5 separate regions of the Homo sapiens genome follow, and regions 2, 3, 4 and 5 are each linked to region 1. The links are chromatin loops, found by intact Hi-C in ENCODE. Cell type or tissue: dorsolateral prefrontal cortex. All regions are shown on one strand. Region 1 overlaps TET3 (tet methylcytosine dioxygenase 3). Region 2 overlaps TET3 (tet methylcytosine dioxygenase 3). Region 3 has its middle 28 kb from the start of BOLA3. Region 4 overlaps TET3 (tet methylcytosine dioxygenase 3). Region 5 overlaps TET3 (tet methylcytosine dioxygenase 3).

Region 1 (4,000 bases):
GGGAAGCTCTAGGCTGACAAGGCTGGAGATACAGAGGAGAGAGGGGCCTGCCCCCTCCCTGAGTCCATCTGTCCTCATCCCGTTGGCCTGCTTTCCCCAGGCTGGGAGACAGAGCAGATCTACTCTACGATCTCTGTGCCCACACCCCTCCAACAGCACATGAGGTGATTACAACTCCTCCAGCCAGCAGCGGGAGGCGAGGGGAGGAAGCAGAGGTGGAACCTGGGGGTTCTGCTCCAGAGAAGGCTGTAGAAAAGAGTGTGTAGTGAGAGCCAACTTGAGGTGAGCTCAGCTCTCTCCTCCCCACCCACAGTATCGCCCGTATCAACTGCCCTCTGTCACCTCCCAGCCTCCCACCGCCTCATCCCAGGTGATCATCCACTACTCCCAGTCTCACTAAAGCACACCCGCTAGACGGGGAAGCCGATGCCCCCTGGCTCTTCTCCTTCCCAGAAGCTGCTCCAGAAGCAAAATTCACACCCTTCCCCAAGCACTTACTTGCCTCAAGTTCCTTGGGACAAAGCCAGGGAACTATCTAGGCCTCCTGATACACCCTGCAGCCTCACCTAGAAGTCCCTATCCCCCACGTGGGAAGCAGAGCCCCTCCCTACCAGCATCCATATCCAGTCAGTAAGGTGGCAGGATGCCACTTCCAGCACCTCCATGGAGCTTCCCACAGCTTTCCCAGGGGGCGGGAAGAGAATTTCCAGGGAGGAAACTAAGGGTATCTGGGGACACTTGCAGCTCACCCACCTGCTACCCAAGCAACCAAGATCCCCAGCTCCCTGAAGACTCCAGCGGCTGAGGGGGCAGGTGGGCTGAGGCAGGGGCAGGAACGCGCTTCCTCTCCGCTAGGAAGAGTTCCATGAGCCCTGACCCTGCCCACCTGCCCCATGCTCCCTTCCAGCCTCTCTGCTCTTGGACTTCAGAGGCAGCCACACAGAGCCACCTCCCAATCTGTTTTCTCCGCCCTGGGCCAGCAGAGGATACTGCTGAGTAATCCCAAACTCACAGTGGCTCCTTAGCCCTGAAAAGGGGGACAAGCTCAAGGAAACCTACTGATCGGGTCCATGCCAACGTGGGAGGAATATCTGTGGTTTCCTAGTAATGGCTGATACTCTACTGGACTCTCCCCTCCCCTGTCTCAAACACCCCAGCTCCCCGCCCCCCAGACAACCACAAGGAGAAGCTCAGTGCCCCCTTCTCTGCTTCCCACGCACCTGGGAACACTCTCTTCCCAGTCCCCTAGACACCAAGTCACACAGAGTAACAGCAGACGCCCGCCGGATTCCCAGTCATGATGTTGCATCAGCCCCCACCCTACCCAAAATATCCTCACCCCCACCACCTCCTCTCCTCTCCAGCCATCTCCATGGTGACAGCAGCATGACTAATGACATCCTATCAGCTTCAGACTCAGGAGCGCAATTCTCCCTCCCTCTTACGCCCCCCCACCCCCCCTCCCCGCACACCGTCCCCCCCGGGATTTCTGCAGATTGGATGCAAACCAACAGTGCCAGGGACATTCTCGAGAGATTTCCAGAGGCAGGGGTGGGGAGTGGGTTGCATGTCTTAAAAAGAAAAAAAAAAAAAAAACAGTTCAACAAACCAAGCCCCAACTGCACCCAAAACCATCCAGCTGAGAAAGCAAAAAGAATCCAAACAAAACCCACACAGGCCTGAGAATTCATTGGCCGCCCACACCCCCGCCGCCCCTCCCCCTCAGCTGCTGCTACACACACAGTGGGAGATTAAGGGATCACCAGAGGAGACCCTTTATTTTTATCCAATCCGGTCAAACACTTCACCGCCACCACACACACGCACACACACGCACGCACACACACAAGGTACCTTGACAGCCGCTCCTTGTCCCCACGGCCCGGCTCCTTCACCAGCCTTTATTTCCACCTGCAAAAGAAGCCAGAGGAACGTGTGAGCCAGGCGGGTACCAGGAAGGCAGCAAAGTCCTCCTGCTACAGCCCCCAGCCCGGCCGGAGGGGAAGAAGGCGAACGGGAGGGGATACAGCCTGGGAAAGAAAGGCTATCTGGGACCATCTTCCTGCCTCCAGCTGCCGCCTGGATCACGGCAGACAGGCTCCCCCGCCTTCCAGTGTGTTTTTGTTTTCATTTCTCCTCTGAGAATCCCCCCGAGATCCGAGAGGACGGCGACCCCCGGCCCGCGTCCGCCCGGCCATCCCCGGCCCCGCGCGCTCTACCTCGGCCGGCCTCCTCTGGTGCATCGGCCGGCGGGCCTCCCATTATCCCCGCCGGAGGGAGCGCACGGAGGGAGGCACTGCAGAGGAGGCGGCGGCCAGCTGCCGGCTGCGCTCCCCTCCCCGCCGCGGGGCTGGTGTGCGAGGGGGCGGCGCGCTCGCCAGCCAATCCCCGCGGCCGGCCCTGCCCCCGCCTGGTGGACCTGCCCAGCCGGGAGGCGGGGGCGCAGCCGAGGGTGCTGCTGAGCCGCGCTGGCTGCTTCCCAGGCCCGCCGTGCCGCTCCCCGGCAGGCTGGGGCATCCCAGGGCACCCCCGGCCTCCTCCCGCGGGGACCCCGAAGGTAATACCCAGAAGGCGTCCTCTGCGCCTCCAGGATCAAAGATGACAGACTGCGCCTCCGGGTGGAGCGGAGCGGAGCAGACGCCGGGGGGGTGGGGGGGGATTCCCGCTTCGCCACTCTCTAACCCCAGCATCATCCTGGCAGCAGCTGGGACGGCACCGGGCCCTGTCACAAGGGCATGAGGTGCAATAGCCCCTTCATCCTCAAAAAAGAAGAAAAAGCCCAGGCAGCACGAACCTTTACTCCATTCTGCAAATGAGGTGATAAAATAAGTGAAACAACTTACCCAAGGTGATGCGGCTAGGAAACAGCAGAGCCGGGACTCTGAGCCAGGTCTGTCGGCTCTGAAGACCATACTCTTAACAGCTATGCAAGCTCTCTGCTCCTCCCTGCTCCAGCGCCCACCTCAGAAAACAGGCTCCTCGGAGCCCACACCTCCTGTGTCAACCCTGCCCTCCTCCACACACACAAACACCCACACCTCACTCTAGGATCACCCCCCAGCCCCGCCAGAACATACCCATCCAAGACAGCCTCCCCACCAACACCCCACAATGGGTTCTCCACTCTTAGGCTACAGGAGGTAACCCCCAAGACCCCAAGGGTCCCCAGACCTCAGGGCTTCCCATCTCCTGGAAAGGCAGAGGAGGGGAGGTAGCCCAGACCCCAAGAGCTCCGGTCTTCCAGTTTCCAGACTCAGCCTTTGAAAGCTGCATCAGAAGACTGAAAGGAGGGCAGGATGAGAAAGAACAGAGAGGGGAGAGGCAGACCCTGCAATCCACTCCTAGATTTACTTCCTGGGCCACCCAGGGCACATCGTTCCCTACCCCAATCCCTCCCTGTAGCTGAGCACCCCAGAGCTTCTACCTCCCAGGAAGCGACTTCCACACACTTTGGTACCCACAAACTCCAGGCTCCATCACTACCTAGCTGGTTGTAACTTACCTCTCGTAGCCTCTCTTTGCTCATCTTATAAAACTGAACTACAAATAGCAGCTACCTCATCCAGTTGTGAGGATTCACTGCAGGTGAATCAATTTCTGGAAGAGCTCACTGGGTGCTCCTTCTCATTCTCACAGATGAATAAGCTGAGGCCAGGGAGAAGTGACTCACAGGATTAATTAGGATGTTTGAGAGCCCCTGACCCAGTGATTCGCTCTCCTACCCACTACACCACAGATGCCTAATTGCTGTCCCCTCCCCGGGGGCCCAAAGGGGGTACTCAGAACAGGATGAGCGGCCTTTGGAAAGACAGCAAAGCTGGCCTCCAGTGAGGAGACTCCAGGAGGCATCAGGGCCCATACCTGCCTCCCCCTGGGAACACAGGGCAGGGAGGGAGGCAGGTGGCAAAGCATGACAAGGAACAGTGTCCTAAGCACAGCTCAGGTGGAACAATGGGTTTCTGTGCCCCTCAACTTTGACAATGACCAGGCCAAGTGGAGT
Region 2 (4,000 bases), 100 kb before region 1:
TCTGCTCTTGCCTGCAGCTCTGCAGGAGGAAGGGCTGGGAGCACCAGAGGGGGCCGCCCCTCCCCCCGCACTCGCGGAGTGCACTCGCACTCTGTGCACCTGGATGTGGGACTGTGTAACTTATGTTGGGGGTATGCACCTCAAAAATGTTTTGGTCCAGGGTATGTTGAAGTTGGCCATGTACTACAGCAGAGGCAGCTGGCTAATAAAACTAGGTTTTGAGGGAGTCATTTCAAATGACAGCAACAATGACTGAGAAAGCTCAATGAGATGGGCATAGGAAATTCACATTTTATTCAAAAGCAAAACTTAAACATGAAATACAGCCAACTACGCTCCTTCCTTTCGGCGTTCCGCTATCTTAACTGCTGAAGAATGAAAAACAAAATGACCCCAGATTTTTCAAGGTCAAGTATGTCATCAGACGGACAACCTGCAGGTATCAGACCCTCATGGAATCTACTTTACTGAAGTTGTCATGATGTCCTGTTTTTGAGGTATTTAAAAAAATTATTGTGACAGTGGATGACACAAAATGGAGCTTCCTGGTGAGTTTTTAAAACATCAACTTCTGTGGACCCAAGAAGAAATTTAGGTTAGCACCAACTAAAAAGCAGCCTCAGTGGCATCGAGTGAGCAAAGAAAGCTCCTTCCTTTAGTCCGAACATAAGGGGTTACCAATGAGAGGCAGAAGCAACGCTGGGTCAGAGAATGAAGCCCCTGCCCACCATGGTCCCAGCCAGTGCCAGGGGAGGAAGGAGATCCATCTGGTCTCCCTTGGTGTGCCCTTGGGACTCCCAGAGATGTCTGCTTAGCACCCTGGGCTGCAGGAGAAAATCTGTCCCTGGCTATGAGAATGCCTATCATGCTAGGAGAGGCAGAAGTACCCAACTCCCCTTCCTCAAAAACAAAAACTCAAAAAACCCTTCGCCCTTTCTTTCACATCAAGCCTGAGAAGACAGGTGTGGAACCAAAAAGCACCTGCCAAGCCAGGCAGGCCCACTCCCGATCACAGAAAGGGAGATAGCTGCCTTCTCGACTTGCTTTGTTTGGCCACCAAGGGAAGAACAATACAACACAACACAACACTGCTCAGAGCAGATTATAGCACGGTAAACGGGTCTAAGACAGCACCAAAAGAGGGGAGGGAAAAAAAAAAGCCAAGAGACTGGAGCCCACCTTGTTTTTGGTTGGTTGTGGTTTCAGAACGTTGATAGCACCTCAGCAAGACAGGATCAGGGACAGTCACATTAAAACACCATAGCACCATTTTATTTAGACTATTTCAATTCATAAAAATGCTTCCTAGTCCATAAAACACACTTCAGTAACAAAAGGAAAGAGATACTGGTTGAGGCACGTCAGGGATATCATATAGTTTTCCACCAGCTTTGCCTTGGTTTGAGATCTCATGGTGATTAAACCTCTAGAAGCAAGTCTGGCTGGGTTTCTCTCAATGAAATTAGGTTATCATCGACTCATTGTCAACCGTCCTTGCACATCTACTGCTGTGTGGTACAAAGCAGTTAAGCTCTGCTACTTCTTTCCTTGCTTTAGCGCTTTAAAAATCCCTTGCTCTGCAAACTACTGTTCCCAAAAGAGGCTGGTGGAAGGACCAAGAGGGGGCGGTGGGGTATCATCTCTTTCCACGCACACCATCGTCACCTTGGTGAGAAGGCAAAGCAGTACCCATGAAGCCGGGGTGTGGGAAACATTGGCCCTGCTAAAAGCCAGACCCAAAACCAAAAACCGAAAGACCCCCAAATCCATGCAACACCTTTAGTCAAGATTTCTGATGGTCAGATGATGATTTCTTGAGCTAGCACCAGTTATTTTGTGAGAACCTGCTGCGAAGCGATTTTTATTTTAAAAATCTCGTAGCACAGAACTTTACAAGCACTTCCCTTGCACGCAACAGGCAGGGAAAACAAAACAGAGCAGAAAAGGAACCAAATGTTTGCACTGCACGTGGATGGTGTCCGTGGACAGGGCACACTGGGGAGATGACTAAGACGCCATCGATTTCCGTTGCTATAATATGACTCTTCGAACTTGGTCATGCTGTTAGGTTCTTTAGTTGCAATGGCTTTATTTTTCTTCTCATGATAAAAATGTCTGTTAATCATCTTTAGGACTTAAAAAATGATAGTGCCAGTAAAAAATAAAAATTTGATTTTTCTCTTTAAGAAAGCTTCAGCAGCAAGGGGGGGATAAAGAGCTGTGCATAGTTACTTTTTAAATATATGTCTAAAGCATGCTAATTTTAATGACTGAGATTTGAGGTAGGTTAGACATGTAGTGTACAAATCAGCATGGGCTTGAGCACGGCAACCACACCGCCTAACTCTGGAAACGCCATTCTGCGGGGAGTGGGGACATCCAATGGAGACTGCCTCTTGACTCACCTCTCAGCAGCCTATCTCCTACTGCAGAAACTGATGAACCAAGGCTGTTTGGGCTGGGGGACAGACGTCGCATGCTTTTAGCTTGTATTGGTTTCTCCTTTCATCTAATGGCTTTCCTACCAAAGGGTGATGAGGGGAAGAGTTTATTTAACATACATCAGGAAGATTCACACATGCCAAGTATCAGAATCACCTGGGTTACACTCGGGACCTTCCAAACCAACAGCCAACCTGGGGCTTCCACGGGTCATACAGACGGTCACATTCTCCAAATGTTTCGTAAAATATTGTATTTCTTGCTTAAGATCATTTAAAATGAAGTTTTCAAGGCACCCCCGCATCTACCTAAGCACGGAGTCAAATGAGACCTGCATAAAAGTACTGATGCGATAAGCAAAATAGCATTTAAAGGACCCAATTTTTCCTCAAAACTAGAAAATTAGCATGCTCATTAAAGACTCTGCTTCCTTTAGCTTGTCAAACTGAAGGTCAGAGGTTTTCCTATAAATCTGAGTTCTGAATAATTCTAAGTCCTGATAAGCTCTTGGGTATTTATTTCAAAAGCAATAATATTTCATTTTTTTGTCCTGTAAAATAAATGCAACTTTACAGAATATGGTAAAAGTGGAGGATAGACAAAGCACATTAAATATTCGGCTACTATTTACAATTTCTCCCACAATTACATGTTAAAACATACTTTTTTTTTCAAGTTGCTGTTTAAATCTAGGCAAAAGTGCTTAAAAAAATCTTTCACTATTTACAGTTAAAACCAGACCACATAAATGCTCAGGACATCTTACAACGACCCTCCGCCAGTGCTTCCAAACAGATACAGTAAACACCCAGCAGGCCGGTTCTCAGCTCTTACTCAAGGCACCCGGAAGCTCAGGAACTTGCCTATAGCGGTCATCTGATTGTTAAACATGATTCATGAAGACCCATATCTGAATACAACTGCTCAGTAAATACCTGTTCATCTCAGGGCTTGGTGGTCATCCACCGTGTGGCCACATTCCCCTCTGTGTGTCCTGATGAAGCCCCCCATTCACCACACACACATCCACATGGCTAGCATGAGATCATTTCTGCTAATATCACAAGAAAAACCAACACTCCAACAAAGTTTGACTTGGTGATGATGAGTGTTGCTCCCATCAGGCCCAACCTCTCTCGACAACGTCACAAAAATTAAGCACCACATTCTCATTTCAAAGAACCGAATGAATGCACCAGAATTTCAGAACAGCTATATTAAAGTGGATGAAGAGGGGAGAAAGGAAAAAAAGAAAATGATCAAATGGAGAAATGGCACCAATTAGGGAGGAAAATTATAGCAACCTGTTGAAAATGTTTGACTCTTGCACTTTAAAATTGTTAAGTGTAGGCCCCCGAACCCAATGACAGCATGGAGGAAGCAGGCTCAGGTGTGAGGCATGCACCATTGTCCAATGTGGAAATTCAGGGATCAGGATAGATGCATTAACTGTTGTTACACTGGTCTGCTGAGCTCCTGTAGGATGTGACCTGCCCAAGAGTCAAGAAAGTCCCAGCACAACACTACAGCACCAGGCTCCGCACAGCACCATGCACAG
Region 3 (4,000 bases), 120 kb before region 1:
GAGTCTCACTCTGTCACCCAGGTTGGAGTGCAGTGGCATGATCTCAGCTTACTGCAACCTCCACCTCCCAGGTCCAAGCGATTCTCCCATCTCAGCCTCCCAAGTAGCTGGGATTACAGGTGTGCACCACCACATCTGGTTAATTTTTGTATTTTTGGTAGAGATGGGGTTTCACCATGTTGTCCAGGCTGGTCTGAAACTCCTGACCTCGACTGATCCACCTGCCTCAGACTCCCAATATGCTGGGATGATTACTGGTGTGAACCACTGTGCCCAGCCTACATTATAGACTTTTGAAGCAGCCAATATTGGGTTTGATAACGAGCTCATTAAACCAATCAGTTCCTTTTGCTGCTTTGGAGCTTTATTTATACATTTTTATGAACAGCCAGAAGTTTCCTTTCAATTTGCCACCACAGCTGACCCTGGTTTGCCTTCTCCTCAGAAATCTGAAAGACTATTATCAAGCACCTTATTGGCAGAGTGTAGTCCTCAGATGTCTCCAGGAGGCTCACACTCTGACTTGAAAGTTTTTATTACCAGCTGTGACATTTTTCTGATCATTGATTCAGTTGCCTTTACTATTCTCTCCAAGCATCTCCTATTGATTGCTATCACCTGTTGCCCAATCGCTACATATGTCTTCACTGATTCTCTCATTCTCACTATCCTCTTTCCCTCTATCTCTTGTATTTTCTGGAAGTTGTTGGAACTATTAGGATGGTAAAATTCCTGCAGCTCAGTGTCAAATTTCTTGAATTGATGAGTAATTCAATTCTCATTGAGTAGTCTGCCGTCTTCTGCCATTGGTGATGTTTTCGCAGCTTGGTGGTGTGCCTTTTTCAACATCGACTTTTAAAAACGTGTTTTTAAAACATATGGCATTTTCTCAAAATACTGATGTGCTCAGCAGCCTTTTTATAATCTCAATTGTCTTTTACTTGCCTCAAGTTGCTTCCATCAAGTCTCTGTCGGTGGTTGTGCCTTCTGGGCATCATGAAAGTGAGATTTCCTCTCCTGCTTTTGGTTTTGAACATGCCCTTGTAACTCCACGGTGATCTGAAAGTTCAAGACCTCAAAGAAGATAACTTAATGCTGCCTAGCGTGATCACTCATTTTGTTCACAGGGAGGGAAGGAGAGTTTTACGTAATGTATTCTTTCTCCTTCCAGTTCCTTTTAGGTTGGCATGTCTTTAAAAGATTCCTGAGTTGTTTTGTATAGCTGAGTTCAATCTCAGTCCTTTCCTTGGCAGATATGATGAATTTCTCAAGACTATCGATTTTCTAAGTTGTCAAACTGATCCCAGAGTTCTGGGTCCAGGCAGGCAAGTGGGTCCCACTCGGCCACGCCCTTGCCTCCTGAGCTCCTAGTGGCCGCCGCCCCGCTCCTTGGGCTCCTCAGCCGCTCCTCCTTCCGGTCCCTCCTCAACAAGATGGCCGGAAGAACCCGCGACGACGCCTGCAGGGCCGCCTGCCTTGGGTACTTGAACGTGTGAATAACCGGCCATTCGCGACTCCAGCGGCCCAGGCACACGTTCCCCCCGGGTAGGTGTGTGGAGCGGCCGGGGCGTAGCCACGGCACCAGCCCAGGAGGGAAAGACGGAGAGGTACGGACGTCGCCCGCCATCTCTCCGGAAGCTCCTGCCGGGCTGGGACCCCGGCGGAAAGTCTTGCCGAGAGGTCGCCCCCTGCCGCCGTGGAGGCCGTCGGCCAGAGCGACCGGAGGCGGAGTTTGCAGCCTGGCAAGGAGAATGGAGCGCTCCGGGGTTGGGCGGGCGGGGGAGCCGGGAGCCGGGCGCCTAGAATGGAGTTCCCCCGGGAGGAGCCCGAAGCAGCGTCCTTCCGGGAGCACCCAGGGAAGAACCTGGAGGTCCAACCTGTGGGCTCTTAAGAGAAGGGAGGCGGCCTATCGAAAGTCCTAGAGGCCCGAGGTAACAGGGCTTCAGGGGCCACTAGTACGTCTTTCCTGCTGACACCTCAGGCCTGTAACAGAAAACAGAAGCACCCAAGGAATGTCAAAAGGCCACAGGAATAAGTTTGAAGGGGCTGCCGTTGGTTGAATTTTGTATAATTTGACAAGTATTTAAAACATTCAATTAAAAAGAATCCATGGGTTCATATTACCACAACTACTACACTAATATTAATATAAAAGGAGAGAGAAGTAAAGATGCTTTTTCAAAACAGTAGAATGACAACCAATAAATATAGGAATTATAAAATTGGAAATCCACCATTTTGCAGCAATCGTGGTAATAATTGATTCAGCCAAGAATCACCAGTGGAAGCTGAAACTATTAGGTGAAAGACTGGGAATAGGTTATTCACACAGTCTTAAAGTAACACCTCCTGGATTACTTATTAATTATAAAGGGGAAATTTTTCAGGCAATGGAGACATTTGCTGGACATTGCCTTAGCCAAAAGTCAAACTTAGCATTTCCAGTAATAGGACAAACTGAGACTGTGTGCCTCCTGGTGTGAGGAACAGGAAGAACACACATCATCTGGGTAGTATTTCTAATAGGCTCAACCTGATTAATGAAGAAACAATCAGACAAATCAAAATTGAGGAACATTCTGCAAAGCAATTGACTTGAGTTCTTAAAAGATGGCAATATCTTTTTTTTTTTTTTTTTTGAGATAGAGTCTCACTCTGTCTCCCAGGCTGAAGTGCAGTGGTGCGATCTCGGCTCACTGCAACCTCCGCCTCCCCGGTTCAAGCAATTCTCCTGCCTCAGCCTCCGAAGTATCTGGGATTACAGGCACGTGACACCATACCCAGCTAATTTTTGGATTTTTAGTAGAGCCAGGGTTTCACTATGTTGGCCAGGGTGGTCTCAAACTCCTGACCTCAAGTGATCCCGCCTCAGCCTCCCAAAGTGCTGGGATTACAGGCGTGAGCCACCGCACCCAGCCAAAAGTTGGCAATATTGTGAAAGAACAAAGTGATAGGGCAGCAGTCTGCAGATCAAAGAAGGGTCAAGAAACTACAACTTACATGCATGGTGTGATTCTGGACTGGATCTTGGTTTGAGTCTTGGTTTAGGAGGAAAACACAATTATAAGAGACATTATTGCAAAAGTTGGATAAATTTGAATATGAACTCAATATTAGATAATATATCAGTTTCCTGGGTGCAATAATTTTATGTAGTTATGAAGGAGAATGACTGTTCTTAGGACATACAGACAAAAGTATTTACAGGAGAAGTGTCTTGATGTCTGCAACAAATTCCCAAATGGTTCATATATATGTGTTATATATATGTTTATATATATGTAAATGTAAATATATGTGTGTGTGTATGTGTATTCAGAGAGAAAAGCAAATACAATGTGACTTTTGAACAATGTCAGTTAAGCATTCTGACTAACCCACATATACATTTTGACTCCCCAAAAACTTTACTAATAGGCTACTGTTGACCAGAAGCCTTACTGATAATATAGTTATTTTGTATGTTATATGTATTATATACTGTATTCTTACAATAAAGTAAGCCAGAGAAAAGAAAATATTAAGAAAATCGTAATGAAAATACATTTACAGTACCGTACTGTGCTTACTGATACTGTAAGTTTCAATTGTCTTTTTAAGATGAATCGTCTGTCTGAAATGGTGGGCAACTGCAGCTGCAGACCTCAATCCATGGTACATATCAAGCAATTCAACTTGTTCTTGTAATGTCATGACTTGACTTTGCTTCTCGGGAGCACTTCCACCATTACTAGAGGCACTACGTGTGGGTGCCATGGTGTTATTCAAGATTTACAGCGTTGTGCTAAACACAATGAAAGACACGTGAAAACCACAAGAGATCACTTTTTACTATAGTATGCAATTTACTGGTGATAGTATCTGCTCTCGTGGAGATGATTAGCGTCACAGGTGTTTAAAGCAGGTACTTGGTTTTTATCAATTTTAATTTTTTATAATAGATTTGTGGGTCGGGTGCAGTGGCTCATGCCTGTAATCCCAGCACTTTGGGAGACTGAGG
Region 4 (4,000 bases), 90 kb before region 1:
TGTCCCATCAGCACCTCCCCCCACTCCTGCCCAAGCCGTGTCCCCTCTGGCCTGGATGGCTGCCCCAGCCTCCTCCTTCGCCTCCTTCCTCTTATTCCCTCCCGTTCACCTCACTCTGCCCCCACCATCACACACCTCATTCTCTAACTGCAGCAGCAGGAGTGCGTCTAACTTTACAATGCAAACTTACTGCTGCCCAGCTGAGAAGCCCTCAACAGCTTCCCATCACACTTAGAGCAAACCCCGCAACCCTCCCCTGGCCCTCAAGGCTCCCTGTGAGCTGGTCCCTGCAGGCCTCTCCAATCCCACTCTCCCTGCCCCTTGCAGTAAGTTACTCCCTTCCTGTTGTTCCCTGAACACACACCCAGCCTGCTCCCCGCTCGGAGCCTGCACACACGCTGGTCCCTCTGCCTGGAGCACTCTACCCCCAGATAGTGGCTCTCTCACTCTCTTGCGCCATTCACATCTCAACTTAAACGTCCCCTCCTCAGAGCAGCCTCTCATCTAAAACAGCATCTCCTGTTGCTTTATCCCTCACCCTACTTCATTTTTCCCTCTTGGCCTTCATTGCTACAGGACATTCCCACACATACTTGGGCAGGAACTTTGTCCGTTTCATCCCGCAGCATGCAGAGCAGTGCCTGGGCACAGCTGGTACTCAATACACATTTGTCCAAAGAATGAATCAAGGGTTTGTTTGCATTTAAATCCAAGTGTCCACAGAGACCGGGGCCCACGCTTTAGATAACTGGGCACTCCAGGTGCTTGAGGGGCTACATCCTGCAGCATCCCCCTAAGACACAGACACAAAGCCAGCCTTGTCTGTTCAAGGGTTTTCTGGTGAGGTTTTCTCTGGGAGGTGGGCGAAGGCAGGCCGTCTTGCAGGGAACCTTCCAGAGTTCTGAGGATCCTGTCTCCAGGTCCCTCCCTACCCTCAGCCTGCCTTTCTGAAAAGACCACGGTGGACTCCCTCCCACAGTTGCCCCACAGGTGGGGCTATGACAGGGCACAGGCTTACCACGGTGCACCCATTGTAGAGGTTATGCTGGTCCTTGTGGGCGTGGGCACAGAAGTCCATGCAGGCCGTGACCCCCGCGAAGGGCCGTCCTTCCTTCAGCCCCAGACGGCAGTCAATCGCTATTTCCTCGTTGGTCACCTGTGTAGACAGCCAAGGAGAGGTGCTCACATGACCTGAGGTGAGTGGCCCCGATTCTGCACCTGGGGAGGCCAGGTCTTGGAAGGAGGGATGTTAAGGATGATAGTCACCTTGCCCTTCGACTGCAGGAGGGAGGTTTTCTGGCTGAGAGGCCCCAGCTACAAAAAAGTTACTTTCAGTCTCCTGTAGGAATTACTTCCTTCTGGGTTATCCCAAGTCCCCTTGCCTTGTCTAGGAGATACAAGGGTGACAGGTGAGAGAAACTCGGGCCTCACCAGTGGATACCAGACCAGAGGAGGTGGATGGGTTACCAGGGGAAGGGAGAAGACCAGGATAGAAGAGGGACGGTGTGGGATGCAGGTAGCCTGGTGTAAAAAAGGGGTTTTTATCAAAGAACCACATCATATCGCTTTACTTCTGGACTAGGCTCTTCCCATAAGAGAGTAAAAGAGCCCACTCTCCCACTTCCCACCTTCAGAGCCTGAGCAGAGATGTGGACGGTGACATGTGGGCAGCAAAAGGCCCAGGGCCCGTTACCTGGTTCTGATAGGCCTGAGGGGCCAGTCGCTTGTACAGGGGAGCGACTTCGGTGGCCAGGTCCTGGAAACTCTTCCGGAGCACTTCTTCCTGCAGAGAGAGGGGCAGTCACACATCCAGAGCAGCCCCGCCTGGCAGACCCTGCACCCTGGAAGTGGACTGGCATTCCTGAAGCATCGTGGGGGAGGCTGGGAGGGAGGTGTTATCAGGTGTCTTTCTGGCCTTTCCTTCAGGAGGGCTGTGGTGCTGTGTCCACTTCACAGCTGGGGACACTGAGGCTCCCAGGAAAAGCTGTGGAAGCCACGGCCTGAAGGTCTAGTCATCCTGACTGCTAAACTACTGCTCCTTCAGGCTCCCGCCCAGTTCAGCCCAGAACATATCAAACGTTTCTTGCTTTCGAGTGCTGAACACCGTAGGTCAGAGGTGCGGCACAGTGGGACTGAAAAAGCCAAGAGCAACAACTGTGGATCTTTCCTCCCAGGCTACAGACAGGAAGAGAAAGGCAGGCAGGATCCATGCTAGAAATTCCACAGCCAGCCCAGCCCAGCCCAGCCCAGCCCAGAGCCTGTCATAAGCCAGGAATACAGACAGACTTCAAAGCTCCAGCTGCTAGACTCGTACTACGTAATGTTATTCACAAACCACATGAAGCTACAGAAATACAGATGAATTCTAATTTTTTTTTTTCTTTGAGACAGAGGCTCACTCTGTCACCCAGGCTGGGGTGCAGTGGCATTATCTTGGCTCACTGCAACCTCCATCTCCTGGGTTCAAGCAATTCTCCTGCCTCAGCCTCCTGAGTAGCTGGGATTAGAGGTGCCCACAGCCGGCTAATTTCTTTTATATTTTTAGTAGAGATGGGGTTTTGCCGTGTTGGCCAGGCTGGTCTCAAACTCCTGACCTCAGGTGATCCAACCACCTTGGCCTCCCAAAGTGCTAGGATTACAGGCGTGAGCCACAATGCCCGGCCTGAATTCTAATAAAAATTAAAGCAATTCAGTCCCTTGGTTGCACTAGTCCCATTTTAAATACTCAGCAGCTACACGTGGCTCCTGTATGGACAGCAGAGAATGTTTCCACACATCACAGAAAGTACTGTGGGACAGCACTGCTCTATGTGAAGCAGCAGCCCCTGGTGACATGTGGCAGAGAGTTCCAGGTATCCACAGCCTCTGTCTGGCCCTCCGAAAACAAGCAGGGCTTGAAGGGCTCCTAGGACACCACGAGCACAGGCACAAAGGGTTTATGAAGAAGAAAGCAGGAAGAGAGGAAAGAGAAAAAGAACCAAGCACACAGAATGAGAAATGGAAGGTGGAGACCCACAGCTCAGCTGTACATCCAGTGGGGTCGCCAGGGCTGCCAGCCACTCTTGACCAGGCCAGCCTGGGCCAGTGATGCCAGGCCACCTCCCTGCCTGATGTCCAGATGCTGCCACCAGCACAGCAGGGGGTGAGGCTTGTGAGCTCTAGGGACACACAGGCCTGAGTTTCAAACCTGCCTTCACCATGAACTAGCCACATGGGCTTAAGGAAGCCATCTGCCTCATCTGTAAAGTGAGGGGTAACAGTGCCTAGATCACTGGGATGGAGGGGTCGTGAAATCATCTGAGAAACCTATGAGGGGCTTGGCAAAGTGCTTAGCACATCGTAAGAGCACAGGAAGTGGCAGTTGGTAGAACAGGGAAAGAATTTGAGAGAAATTAAGCCAATGTCTTTCCATTCCTAGTAGTTCTTAGGTCCTGGTAGCCCCAGGGCTCCATTCATTGAAGCAACCACATCTGCTGCTTGTAAGGGAGGGTGAATCTTACCGTAAATAAAAATCTAATAACAAATTAGACTATTTGCATACAGGTCTATTAGACTATTTAAGTCTAAAAGCCAGGTCTGGGGTAAACAAAGAGTTCTGAATTTGAAAATGCTTCCTTTTTCTTATGAGGACCCAAGCTTGGCAGTCAGAGCACAGAAGGTGACATAGGCTTTGGTGTAGAGAGGGTGTCCCTGCACCACGGGAAGTGGGAAGCCCTTCTGGTACTAGGAGCTTGGAGAGATTTGGAAGGTTGCAACTTGAGTTCACGTATTTGGATATTTGTCTGTATCCTAGCAAAGGAAGCCAGCACTCCACCCGCTCAGGAGCCCAGGCAGAAGGAAGGTAAAATGGCAGACAACCTGGATAGGCTTGTGCCTTCCTTGCATTTGGAGCTGAGTGGAGACCGCCTCTCAGGAGGGCCTTTGCCATGCAGGCATCAGAGGACAAACAACAGAGGGGAGGCGGCCTGAGCAGATGCTCCGGCCCCCACAGCCTGAGGGC
Region 5 (4,000 bases), 49 kb before region 1:
AGGTCCCACAGACATTCAAAAGCCAGGTACCCAGACTTGCTGCCCTCCCAGTATTTCTAACCTTGGTGAAAGGCAGCACCATCAACCCAGTCGCCCAGCCTGAAACCTCAGGAGTCACCTGTGACCACTCCTCCTCCCTTACTCCTACATCCAACCAGTCACTGGAGCAGTTAATTCTTTTCTTATTCTTTCTCTTATCTGCCCCCTCCCCTCCTCCTTTCTACTCAAGGTCACTCTAGTTCAGAGGCCCATTATTTCTTGCCTGAACTACATCTGAGCCTACAAACTGGTTTCTCTGGCTTTGGTATCATCCCCTCTTCCCCTGAAACTCTCCTCTCCAGCCACTCCCAATCTTTCATCCTCCACACCCGTCACACCCGCATGACCTGTATTTCCCCATGTTCTCTCATCTTCCGCATCTTCATGTGTCTTTCCACATGTCTTTCATCTGCATAAACTTCAGGTCCCTTCTCCCTGTTCCTCTATTAAACTTCTATTTATCCTTTAAAACTCAGTAAGACATCCTCTCCTGCAGGAAGTTTTCTCTGATACCCTCCTACTCACCGTCAGATTCCCCATCCTTTATATGGTGTCCAAATAGTCATTGTTTCAAAAAAACATTTAAAAGATAGGAAGTTTCTCTTCATCTCAATGCAGTGGGGTGGGGGGTTTGTGTGATACATTCTCATAGAAATAAAAACTGTAGAAAACAGACTTTACACGACTGTAAACAAATAACTTTGTGTCCTCCATTCAGGACTATGTCCCATTTGAAATTCCCTGATGGACATGCCATCAGCCACATTCGCTGGACAATGCCACTCCCTCACCCAGACTTTCACCATGCTCCAGGCAAAGGAGATATTTTCCCTGTGGCTTCTTCAGGGAAGAACAATCAACTGATTAAAAATACAACATATTTCTATGAAGGCAACCACTAGCATCTACACCTCCTAACCTCTTGCTTTTGCTGTGGTTTAGTCTCTGCAGCTTCCTGTTGGCTGCTCCCCAGAGACATCAGGACAACGCTTACAAACTAACACAGATACCTTCCTCATCTCTAAGATGGTGACTAGATGAGCACAAAGGATGCTTTTCCCACTAAAAAGTCATTTGCATTCATTCTCCGTCCTAAACTGGCTCCTCTTGGGAATTTCCCTGTTACTGAAAATAGACAAAATACACAAAGGCGAAGGGAACAACAGTCTCTATAGCTCCTTGTCCTGTTTCTGACAATGGTGTTATAGGATGGTTGGGGGGGGACTCTCCAATGAGTATTTTTAAATATCCACATCCACAAGTCACTTGCAATAATTCAACATAGAAATTCAACTTGTGATAAATATTCTCAAAGCTGCAAACATCATATTATCTTTTAGAGAATGGCATTTCCTTTCATAGCTTATAAGTTTACTTCTTTGAAGCTTTAAGGGGTGCCTTTAATTCTAGAACTTCAAGATTCAGATAAAAAAATCCATATGAGTCCCATTCAGACCTTCAGAAACCCATCATTTTTACATAAAGGGGTTGGGGACTTTGGTTACATGGTGATGCTCATATTGGCTAAATTGCTTATTTGGCAAAATTACCAAATAACTTGAATAATAGAGGGTTTTTTTGTTTTGTTTTGTTTTTTGAGACAGAGTCTTGCTCTTTCGCCCAGGCTGGAGTGCAGTGGCGTGATCTCAGCTCACTGCAACCTCGGCCTCCCAGGTTCAAGTGATTCTTCTGCTTCAGCCTCCAGAGTAACTGGAATTACAGGCACCCGCCACCATGCCCAGCTAATTTTTGTATTTTTAGTAGAGATAGGGTTTCACCATACTGGCCAGGGTGGTCTCGAATTCCTGACCTCATGATCTGCCCGCCTCTGCCTCCCAAAGTGCTGGGATTACAGGCATGAGCCACAGCGCCCGGGCCCCTCCCCCACCATTTTTTTTTTTTTTTTTTTTGGCTATAGGAACTTGTATGCTTTTATAAAGTTGTTCCCATATTCTGTTATCAGCTCTTAGATGGCTTCATGGAGTCTCCATATTTCACCCCCACTTCTATGGAAAATTCTTCCTTATATTAACCTATAACTCTCTACCTACCACTGGTGAGGGGATGAATTTCTGGAGTATGGGATTTTCCCATTGTCATCCCAGAGTGAGCACCTTGATTTCTAAGCCTTGTTCTGAGCCTGAATTCACAAAGACAAATTCTACCATACCAACTGAAGAAGCACCTGTTCAGGCGTGGTGGCTTATACCTGTAATCCTAGCACTTTGGGAGGCTGAGGCAGGTGGACTGCCTGAGCTCAGGAGTTTGAGACCAGCCTGGGCAACACGGTGAAACCCCGTCTCTACTAAAATACAAGAAGTTAGCCAGGCATGGTGGTGGGTGCCTGTAATCCCAGCTACTCGGGAGGTCGAGGCATGAGAACTGCTTGAACCCAGGAGGCAGAGGTTGCAGTGAGCCAAGATCACGCCACTGCACTCCAGCATGGGCAACAGAGCGAGAAGCATGTGGCCAGACAATTCTGGAAAACAGAATGGGTTTTCCTAACATGAACCTCAGGCCCTCCAGAAGCTGTTTCAGAGCAAATCTCTTCGTTGGTTCTCTTCATTCTACTACCATTGTTTTAGTGAGGACTTGTTTCCCAACTGACCAATTTCAATCACAATATGACATGGTGGTTAAGAGTCCAACTGCCTAGGTTCAAATCTCACTTTCACTAGTTTGTATGACCTTGGTAAATTACTTAATCTGTTTCCTCATGGCTAAAATGGAGCCACTGACAGTATTTACCTCATAGAGCTGCTATGAGGATTAAGTGAGGTGGTGACTATTAAGTACTTGGCAGGGTGCCTAGACCAGAGCAGGTGCTTCATAAACACTTTTACTCTCAAAAGCTTCCTAACGGGTCTCCTACCACAGGGTTATCACCCTTCACCAATCCACCTTCCATGCTACTGCTAGCATGCACTTTCACAAATATTTCTGGGTTATACAACACAAATTTCATTGTAGAAAATTCAGAAAACACATGAGGGAAAGGTCATCCATACTCCGACCATACAGACAATCCACTGTTCATATATTTTCTTCTAGTCTTTTTTCCATTTTCTAAAACTCAACTGAGATGATTGTTCAAATTTGTTTCTGCTGTTTTTACCTAAGTATTTTCCTCTAATTTAATAATACAAAGTGTTGTTAGCTCCCAGTTCCTGGAGGTCTGGTTTCTCTGATGCTGACAGATGCCTGCATTTTTGCTCACTGCCTACAAGCGAACATGTATCCTCTCTGGTGGAGGCTCCTCATCCGAGGAATGCAGGAGAACAGAGGTTTCAGGTCACCCTTGCAACATCCCATCCTGCAAGCTTGCTCCTTCTGCCCCAAGACTGTGCTTATGCACTACTCAGTCTGGAAAGCCTTTCTGCCTCTCCCCATCTGTGTTCACCACAGTTTTCAAAACCCAGCTCTAAACAAGAGTTTCCCAGATAAAACATGATCTCCCATGATGACAACTAAGTCTGTGCTACAGGGTACCCCTGCGATATAGCCACTTCCATACAACAGCATGGGCCTCGGAGGTAAAAGGCACTCAGCACACACTGGCTGAGTGGGTAACTAAATATTTTATTGTTGTTTTTTTTTTTCCTTAAGTAAACCATAGGCTGGGTGCAGTGGTTCACGACTATAATCCCAGCACTTTGGGAGGCTGAGATGACAGGATCGCTTGAGCCCAGGAGTTTGAGACAAGCCTGGGCAATATAGTGAGACCTCGTCTCCACAAAAAATTTTTAAAAATTAGCCAAGTATGGTGGCATGCGCCTGTAATTCCAGCTACTCGGGAGACTGAGGTGGGAGGATTGCTTGAGCCCAGGAAGTGGAGGCTACAGTGAGCAGAGATCATGCCACTGCATTCCAGCCCCCGCAACAGAGTGAGACCCTGCCTAAAAATAAAAAAAGGAAACCGCAAAGTCCTTCAGTGATGAACCATTTCTCTTAATTTTATCCT

What was found. Peaks named below come from ENCODE experiments on the same cell type or tissue, not always from the same donor. Only the 100,000 strongest peaks of a DNase experiment are listed, where the experiment ranks them.
Region 2: a loop joins it to region 1, with 2.4 times the contacts of the local background. A loop is called at or near these places in 8 of 110 quality-filtered maps.
Region 3: a loop joins it to region 1, with 3 times the contacts of the local background. A loop is called at or near these places in 7 of 110 quality-filtered maps.
Region 4: a loop joins it to region 1, with 2.8 times the contacts of the local background. A loop is called at or near these places in 11 of 110 quality-filtered maps.
Region 5: it touches region 1 in a loop (2.3-fold over the local background); 6 of 110 quality-filtered maps call a loop at or near these places.

Annotation. Positions count from the first base shown.
Region 1 is chr2:74,001,021-74,005,020 of GRCh38, reverse strand. TET3 (tet methylcytosine dioxygenase 3) reads right to left here. Exons shown (of 12, transcript NM_001287491.2): 3 at 1,855-1,911. Among named protein-coding and RNA genes, the nearest start is that of TET3, 18 kb to the right of the region's middle. RefSeq lists enhancers at 304-819, 820-1,336 and a silencer at 2,137-2,676. In dorsolateral prefrontal cortex, a CTCF peak has its summit at 2,377; DNase peaks (open chromatin) are centred at 1,280, 1,710 and 2,370; H3K4me3 peaks cover 3,355 bases; H3K27ac peaks cover 4,000 bases.
Region 2 is chr2:74,103,253-74,107,252 of GRCh38, reverse strand. It overlaps TET3 (tet methylcytosine dioxygenase 3), which reads right to left. Exons shown (of 12, transcript NM_001287491.2): 12 at 1-4,000. Among named protein-coding and RNA genes, the nearest start is that of BOLA3, 43 kb to the left of the region's middle. In dorsolateral prefrontal cortex, a CTCF peak has its summit at 2,198; no DNase peak of the experiment used is centred here.
Region 3 is chr2:74,117,992-74,121,991 of GRCh38, reverse strand. It overlaps a transcript of TET3 not described here and the pseudogene FNBP1P1. Among named protein-coding and RNA genes, the nearest start is that of BOLA3, 28 kb to the left of the region's middle. RefSeq lists an enhancer at 1,363-1,722. In dorsolateral prefrontal cortex, CTCF peaks have their summits at 1,449 and 1,652 (motif pointing left); DNase peaks (open chromatin) are centred at 1,411 and 1,691; H3K4me3 peaks cover 1,390 bases; H3K27ac peaks cover 955 bases.
Region 4 is chr2:74,090,685-74,094,684 of GRCh38, reverse strand. TET3 (tet methylcytosine dioxygenase 3) reads right to left here. Exons shown (of 12, transcript NM_001287491.2): 9 at 1,694-1,783; 10 at 1,019-1,156. Among named protein-coding and RNA genes, the nearest start is that of BOLA3, 55 kb to the left of the region's middle. In dorsolateral prefrontal cortex, no CTCF peak of the experiment used is centred here; a DNase peak (open chromatin) is centred at 2,217; H3K27ac peaks cover 4,000 bases.
Region 5 is chr2:74,050,506-74,054,505 of GRCh38, reverse strand. All of the region lies in intron 4 of TET3 (tet methylcytosine dioxygenase 3), which reads right to left. Among named protein-coding and RNA genes, the nearest start is that of TET3, 68 kb to the right of the region's middle. RefSeq lists enhancers at 1,801-2,300, 2,301-2,802. In dorsolateral prefrontal cortex, no CTCF peak of the experiment used is centred here; no DNase peak of the experiment used is centred here; H3K4me3 peaks cover 800 bases; H3K27ac peaks cover 3,084 bases.